Regions from separate parts of the Homo sapiens genome. Here region 1 is linked to region 2. A link is a contact called in ENCODE Hi-C or POLR2A ChIA-PET data. All regions are on one chromosome and are shown on one strand. The core of a region is the stretch at or near the end of the contact, and the rest is flanking DNA. Distances in the headings are between cores, read along the strand shown. Region 1 has its middle 69 kb from the start of NKAIN1. Region 2 has its middle 25 kb from the start of LINC01778.

Region 1 (3,986 bases), core at 523-3,022, 370 kb before region 2:
TTTTGTAATTTTTGTAGAGATGGGGTTTCACGTTATGATCCGCCTGCCTCGGCCTCCCAAAGTGCTGGGATTATAGTCGTAAGCCACCGCACCCGGCCCCTATGAAGTGAGTTTTTCATGCTGTCTACTGTTTCAGGGTGAGATCAAAGAACTGGTTGAGCCAGATTATGGGTCTGGATGGCGTCAGCTGGGAACAGCAAGGTCTGCAAAATATCTCAAGCACTGATCTTAGGTTTGACAACAGTGATGTTATTCCCAGGAGCAATTTGAGGAGGTTCAGGCTCTTGCAGCCAGAGCCTGCATGGTTCTTAAACCGTAATTTTTTTTTTTTTTTGAGACTGAGTTTTGCTCTGTCACCCAGGCTGGAGTGCAGTAACAGGATCTCGGCTCACTGCAACTTCCGCCTCCCAGGTTCAAGCGATTCTCCTGCCTCAGCCTCCTGAGTAGCTAGGATTACAGGCGCCCACCATCATACACCCAGCTAATTTTTGTATTTTTAGTAGAGATGGGGTTTCACCATGTTGGCCAGGCTGGTCTTGAACTCCTGACCTTAGGTGATCTGCCCGCCTTGGCCTCCCAATAAACCATAATTTCTAATCATGTAATTTCTTTTTTTCTTTTTTTCTGAGACGGAGTCTTGCTCTGTCACCCAGGCTGGAGTGCAGTGGCGTGATCTCAGCTTACTGCAAGCTCCAACTTCCGGGTTCACGCCATTCTCCTGCCTCAGCCTCCCGAGTAGCTGGGACTACAGGCGCCTGCCACCGTGCCCAGCTAATTTTTTGTATTTTTAGTAGAGATGGGGTTTCACCGTGTTAGCCAGGATGGTCTTGATCTCCTGACCTCGTGATCTGCCTGCCTCGGCCTCCCAAAGTGCTGGGATTACAGGCGTGAGCCACCGTGCCCGGCCAATAATTTCTTAGTCCTATGAAGGCAGACCGGTCCCCAGGCAAGAAGGGGGTTTATTTCAGCCGGGTGCAGTGGCTCACGCCTGTAATCCCAGCACTTTGGGAGGCCAAGGTGGGTGGATCACGAGGTCAGGAGATCGAGACCATCCTGGCTAACACGGTGAAACCCCATCTCTACTAAAAAAATACAAAATTTAGCCGGACGTGGTGGCAGGCACCTGTAGTCCCAGCTACTGGGGAGGCTGAGGCAGGAGAATGGCGTGAACCCGGGAGGCAGAGCTTGCAGTGAGCTGAGATCGCACCAGTGCACTCCAGCCTGGGCAGCAGAGCAAGACTCAGTCTCAGAAAAAAAAAAGAAGGGGGTTTATTTCGGGAAAGGGCTATTATAATTTTTGTTTCAAAGTTAAAGTATAAACTGAATTCCTTCCCAAGGTTACTTTGGCCTACACCCAAGAATGAACAAGGGCAGCTTAGAGGTTAAAAGCAAGATGGTGTCGGTTAGGTCAGATCCCTTTCACTGTCATAATTTCCTCAGTTACAATCTTTGCAAAGGTGGTTTCACGTGAAGGGAGGGGGTCCCACGAATGGGGAGGCAGTCTGAGCTCTCTGCCTGTCCCTCTTCCGGCCTCAGCCTCAGTCACCCAGAGGAGGTGGGGGCAGTCCCACTCTGCCCCACCCCTAACCAGGCGATGGAGGCCACACCCTGCCTTGGGCCTCAGTTCCAGTGACTCAGCAGTTCCCCTCAGTCAGCCCTGGAATGAGACTGAGCAGGCCCAGGCCAGCTGGAGCTCCAGGGAGCCTTGTGTTGGGTATCCGACACTACTGTTGGCACTAGTTCTTTCTCTGTCAACAACCTGTGACCTTGGGGAACTACTCTCACTCTGCTCTTGGTGATGTCATCTGTGAAATGAGAGGGCTGGACTTTGCTTGCATGATACTCATTGGCTGCTTTACTGCTGACATTCTGGGATAGAGCTTCTCAACCTTCACTATACTTGGGATGCCTTTCTAAAATACAGATACAGCTAGGCACAGTGTCTCATGCCTGTAATACCAACACTTTGGGAGGCTGAGGTCGGCGGATCACTAAAGGCCAGGAGTTCAAGACCAGCCTGGCCAATGTGGCAAAACCCCGTCTCTACTAAAAATACAAACATTAGCCAAGCGTGGTGGCCCACACATGTAATCCCAGCTATGGGGGAGGCTGAAGCATGATAATTGCTTGGACCCAGGAGGCGGAGGTTGCAGTGAGCTGAGATCGCACCACTGCCCTCCAGCCTGGGCAACAGAGCAAGACTCTGTCTCAAAAATAATTTATAATAATAAAATAAAATATAGATTCCACTAGGCTCAGTGGGGTGCACCTGTAGTCCTAGCTACTTGGGAGGCTGAGACAAGAGGATCCCTTGAGACCAGGAGTTTGAGTCTAGCCTGGGCAACATAGTGAGATCCTGTCTCCTAAAATAAAGTTTATAAACATATATACGTATAAATTTTTTAAATAAAATACAGATTCCTGGGCTCTACCTGCGTAACAGGTTATAATTCATTGGAACCTGGAGCCCACGCATCTGAATTCATCCTTCAAATGTTTATTAAGCACCTGCTATGTGCCAGAAATTGTGAATAAGCAGTGAACTAAACAGACAGTAATCCCTGCTCTTGGTGAGGATGTCTCCTGGGAGGATGCACACCATAAATAAACAAGGGGCCTGGGGAAGTGGCTCACACCTGTAATCCCAGCACTCTGGAGGCCAAAATGGGAGGATTGCTTGAGCCCAGAAGTTCAAGGCCAGTCTAGACAACATAGCAAGATACTGTGTCTACAAAAAATTTAAAAATTAACCAGCTGTGGTTGCACATGCCTGTGGTCCAGCTATTCAGGAGGCTGAGGCAGGAGAATCACTTGAACCTGGCAGGCAGAGGTTGCAGTGAGCCAAGATCGTGCCACTGCACTCCAGCCTGGGCAAGAGAGTGAGACTCTGTCTCAAAAAAAAAAAAAAAAAAAAAAAAAAGAAAAGAAAGAAAAAGAAAAAGAAAAAGAAAAAGAAATGCTTAATGAATACCTACTATGTTCCAGGAACTGTCCTAGATACTGGGCTACAGCAGTGAACAGGACAGACAAGGCCCTAGATTTCTTTCTTACAGCTTACCTACTGGACAGAATCAACATAAATGCTCTTGTTAGTCTTCCTAACAATCCTAAGAAAGTAAGTTCTATTACCACCAGCTTATAGATGGAGAAACGAAAGCTGGCATAGATAAAGTCACTTACCCAAGTCTACACAGCTAGTAAGTGGCAGCATCCGCATTCAAGTCCAGCCTCTCTGACTCCTGAGCTCAGTCTCTAACCACTGAACACATATTGTTTCACGGCAAATTCCTTTGCATTTTTTTCTTAACATTCATGGGGAATTCTGATGCCTAGCCAGAGCCATGAACCACTACCCTAAAACTTGGGGGACTCTTAATTTTTTATTGCTCGCATAGCAAATCACCCCAAAACAGTGGCTAAAACCAACAAACATTACTTCCCACAGTTTTTGTGGGTCAGAAATTCAGGAGCAGCTTAGCTGAGTGGTGCTGGCCAGAATCTTTCATGAGATTGCAGTTAAGACTTAGGAAGCTGGGTGTGGTAAAAGCACACCTGTAATCCCAGCAATTCAGGAGGCTGAGGTGGGAGGATCACTTGAGTCTAGGAGTTCAAGGCTGCAGTGAGCTATGTGATTGTACCACTGCCTCCCAGCCTAGGTGACAGAGTAGGACCCCATCTCTAAAAAATGAATTTTAAAAATTAAAAAAGGGATGGGAGTGGTGGCTCATGCCTGTAATCCCAGCACTTGGGGAGGCTGAGGTGGGCGGATCACTTGAGGTCAGGAGTTCAAGACCAGCCTGACCAACATGGTGGAACCCCATCTCTACTAAAAATACAAACATTAGGCCGGACGCAGTGGCACATGCCTGTAATCCCAGCACTTTGGCAGGCTGAAACAGGCAGATCACAAGGTCAGGAGATCGAGAACATCCTGGCCAACATGGTGAAACCCCGTCTCTAGTAAAATACAAAAAAAAAAAAAAAAA
Region 2 (3,735 bases), core at 1,164-3,663:
GAGAGGACATGAAAGCAGGAAAGACCCTTACCTTTAGAGCCCCAACAGAAGATAGCCATGGGTGCCAAAGCCCGGATGGGCTCAGAATGGGCAGGCTTCATAGGCGATGAGAAATGGGGAGGGTAAGAGAGAAGCAAGTTGAGGACAGTGCTCAAGCTTCTGGCCTAGATGATGGGTTGTGCCCTCGATGAGATGAGGAGCTTGGGAAGACCACAGTGACCTGATGCCTGGAAGCTCATCCTCTGTGGAGAGCACTGTTTTCTATATCATCCTCCTGGCAGGGTGGCTGTGTATGTGTGTGTGCATGTGTGTGTGTGTACATAGGCACTGTGTGTGTGCTGGGTATGCCATGTCCATCAGCTGGGAGACTGGGTTTACTAGGGATGGGGCCATAAGACCAGGAGGAGGCCTGCCTTGGCTAGGAAGTGACCCTTTGTTTCCAGTATGGATCACATCAAGGCCAGTAAGACTGCGGTCTGTTCCTGGTTGATGGTGGGCAAGGAGGGCCTGGCTTAGCCTGGCTTAGAGTGCAGATGGGAGTTCCAGGCCTGCACCCATCTTTCCCAGTAGGGTGGCCTCAGGCAAGTGCCTGCCTCTCTCTAGGCCTCTGTGCCCTCACCTGACAAATGGGGCCAATGAAGCATAGATGCGTGGAGAGGGCGAATGAGGCACTGCAGGAAGAGTGCCCAGTGCCGCGTCTGGCACACCGTGGGCCCTGGGTGAAGGGCGGAAGGTATTAGTATTTCTTAGCTGGCTGCTCTGGTGCTTGGTAGTCGGGACCCATCTCCCTGTCTGACTTTATTGCTCCTAGGCCTTCCTCCTCACTCTGCTCCAGCTGCACTGGCCCTCCTTCCATGCCTGGAGAACACCAAGTTCATTCCAGTAGGGAGCCTGCACCGCGGCTCTTCCTGCTGCTGGGTTCAGTTGTTGCATTGCCTGTTCCTTCTCAGCTCTCAGGTCCCTGTCTAATGTCACCTCCCTGGGGCAGTCTCTCTGACTACTATAGCAAGGCACCTACTGTGCCTCTCGACAGCCAGCCTGCCTTCCTTCCTTCTCTTTCTTTCTTTCTTCCTTCCTCCTTCCCTCTTTCCCTTTTATTTCTTTCTTTCTTTCTCTTTCTTTCCCTCCCTCTCTCCCTCTCCCTCCCTTTCTTTCTCTCTTTCTCTTTTCTTTTCATTTCTTTTCTTTCTTTCTTTCTTTCTTTCTTTCTCTCTCTTTTTTTCTCTTTCTTTCCCTCCCTCTCTCCCTCTCCCTCCTTCTTTCTTTTTCTCTCTCTTTTCTTTTCATTTCTTTTCTTTCTTTCTTTCTTTCTTTCTTTCTTTCTTTCTTTCTTTCTTTCTTTCTTTCCTTTCCTTTCCTTTCTCTCTTTCTTTCTTTCCTTTCTTTCTTTTTTTCGTCTTTCCCTCCCTCCCTCTCTCTTTCTTTCTTCCCTCCTTCCTTCCCTCCCTCCCTTCCTTCCTTCCTTCTTCCTCCCTTTTTCTTTTTTGAGATAGGGTCTTGTTCTGTTGCCCAGGCTGAGTACAGTGGTACAATCATAGCTCACTGTAACTTTGAACTCCTGGGTTCAAGGGATCCTCCCACCTGGGCCTCCCAAAATGCTGGGATTACAGGCATGAGCCACCATGCCTGACCCCTGTTGTCTGGGGCACTGTTGTTGGAGTAGGTGCTGCTGGAGAGTGCAAGTATGTTCACCTATGTGCTCACATGTGTGCCTGGACATCTGGGGGAAGATTGAGGCACTTTCCAATACATCCTAGCACCTGACACCACCAGAGCCTGAGTGATTTGTTGACTGTTTGTTGCCCCACCCCCATCTCTCAGGCTGTGAGCCTCTTCAGGCTGGGGACCTTGTCTCTTGTGTTCCCAGCCATGTCTCTGGTGCCTGTAATAGTGTCCAGCACATAGTAGGCCCTCAATATTTATGTGATTTATGTGTGGACTGTGCAGAGGCTTCTAGTGCATGATAATTTGGAGCCAGATGACCCTGGCTTGAAATCCCCAATCCTGGCTCCATCCCTCATTGGCTATGTGGGTCTTACTGGGCTTTGGTTTCTTCATCTGTTAGATGGGGCTAAGGAGAGTGACATCACAGCTGGTTGTTAGGAACCAAAAAGGTCATGAGCACACAATGTGTGCGCCAGGAGTTACTGAGAACAAGAATGATGTTGGTATTATCAAGCAATGACTGTGTGCCGGGCACTGCTCTGAGATCTCTACTTCTTTTAACTTATTTCATCCTCACAACTGCCTTATGAGGGAGGATTATGATTATCCTGTATTACAGATGAAGACACTGAGACTCAGAGAAGGAAGTCCCATGCCCAGCAATGACCCTGACTCCCCAGCAAGTGCTGTAGACGCAGGCACTTTTGAGGGCCCGGCCAGTTTCCTCCTTGGCATTTAACCAGTGCTCAGGAAGGACTGGAAATCAGGTGACCCAAGTCTGATTGCCATCTCTGCACTGACTTGCTGTGACCCCGGGGGAGGCTGTGCCCCTAGGATCTCCTCTAGAGCCCCATTTGTCCATGTGCATCATGAAGGCATGGGACCAGGTGCTGGTGGGTTGTGAGGGGTTTGCAAACTCCAGCGCCTGGGGCCAGGCAGGAACTGGGAGGAGGCGGGTGGAACCGGGAGGGCTGGACTGAGCTGGGCAGTGGCCACTCAGCTCTGGCTGATGATGGCCAGGCGGGAATGCAGGCCCAGTATTGCCAAATCTTTGAACTTTTCAAGAGAAGCAGAAAATTTGGATTTTTAAATGTGAAATCTGATTTTTAAATGTTGGCAACAATTTAAAAAGAAAGAAAGAAAGAAAGACACTGTGTAGGCCAAACAAAGCCCATTTGTGGGTTGCATTTGAGCTCGTGGCTGTCACTTTGCAATCCACAAGATACTCAATATCTAGAGGCCTCTTCCTGTCCTTGGGCCTTTGATAAAAATGACTCACACTGTTAAGTACTTACTATGCCCAGGGGCATGAGTCTGATGCCATTTAACTCTCTCCCCACCTCCTTACCCACCATGTAATATTTTCCTACCAGGTAATGTTATCATCTCTATTTGATAGGTGGGCAAACTGAGGCCCAGAGAGGTTAAGTAATGCGTCCAGGGTCACACAGCTAATAAATGGCATTGCTGGGGCAGCCTTGCTGAGCAGGGCTCTCCTGCTCCAAAGCTCACCCATGTAACCACTTTCCCATACTGCCACAATGAACTTGACCTCCTGCCTCCAGGGCTCCCCAGTCCTGGCCTCCTGGGGACTCATGCACTCACTGGCTGACCCCAAGGTTGATCTAGCATAGTCTTGGCCCAGAAGGGGGGATGACCAAGGCAGGGGACCTCCTGATCCTCCCAGGACTCTGGGTTCTCCTCTCCCCAGATCCCCAGGTGCTGCAGGCTGCATGGGACACCTGCTGGCCTGATGAGAAACCTGCTGAAGCGGCATCAAGGCCATGGCCTCCTCCAGCAGCCCAGCCACAGGCTGGAGGAAATGTCTTCTCCTTTTGGAAATCCTGGCGGGGAGGGGCCGGTCCCTGTGTCAGCCAAGTTGCTGTCGAGGTTGCATATTTCTTTCTTTCTTTTTTTTTTTTGAATCGCGTTCTATCGCCCAGGCTGGAGTGCAGTGGCGTAATCTCGGCTCACTGCAAGCTCCGCCTCCTGGGTTCATGCCATTCTCCTGCCTCAGCCTCCTGAGTAGCTGGGACTACAGGTGCCTGCCACCAAGCCCAACTAATTTTT

The links. A loop is a pair of places that touch in the nucleus more often than their neighbours do. ChIA-PET counts read pairs that join two places held with the same protein, here RNA polymerase II (POLR2A). Pooled maps may share reads with other maps.
Region 1: a pooled map shows a loop between it and region 2 (2.1-fold over the local background). The contact joins two enhancer-like sites. A Hi-C loop is called at or near these places in 3 of 168 maps with a recorded cell type or tissue (CD4-positive, alpha-beta T cell, K562 and dorsolateral prefrontal cortex), 1 of 37 single-sample maps with no recorded cell type and 8 of 50 pooled maps. POLR2A ChIA-PET finds 5 or more read pairs at or near these places in 5 of 52 experiments (BJ, HEK293, K562 and 2 more).

What each region holds. Positions count from the first base shown.
Region 1 is chr1:31,168,642-31,172,627 of GRCh38, reverse strand. No RefSeq gene overlaps it. Among named protein-coding and RNA genes, the nearest start is that of NKAIN1, 69 kb to the left of the region's middle. RefSeq lists an enhancer at 1,472-1,721. Within about 2 kb of position 1,772, at least 26 of the 41 ENCODE cell types and tissues checked have a DNase peak (open chromatin) inside an H3K27ac peak, as active enhancers do.
Region 2 is chr1:30,797,514-30,801,248 of GRCh38, reverse strand. No RefSeq gene overlaps it. Among named protein-coding and RNA genes, the nearest start is that of LINC01778, 25 kb to the left of the region's middle. Within about 2 kb of position 2,413, at least 16 of the 41 ENCODE cell types and tissues checked have a DNase peak (open chromatin) inside an H3K27ac peak, as active enhancers do.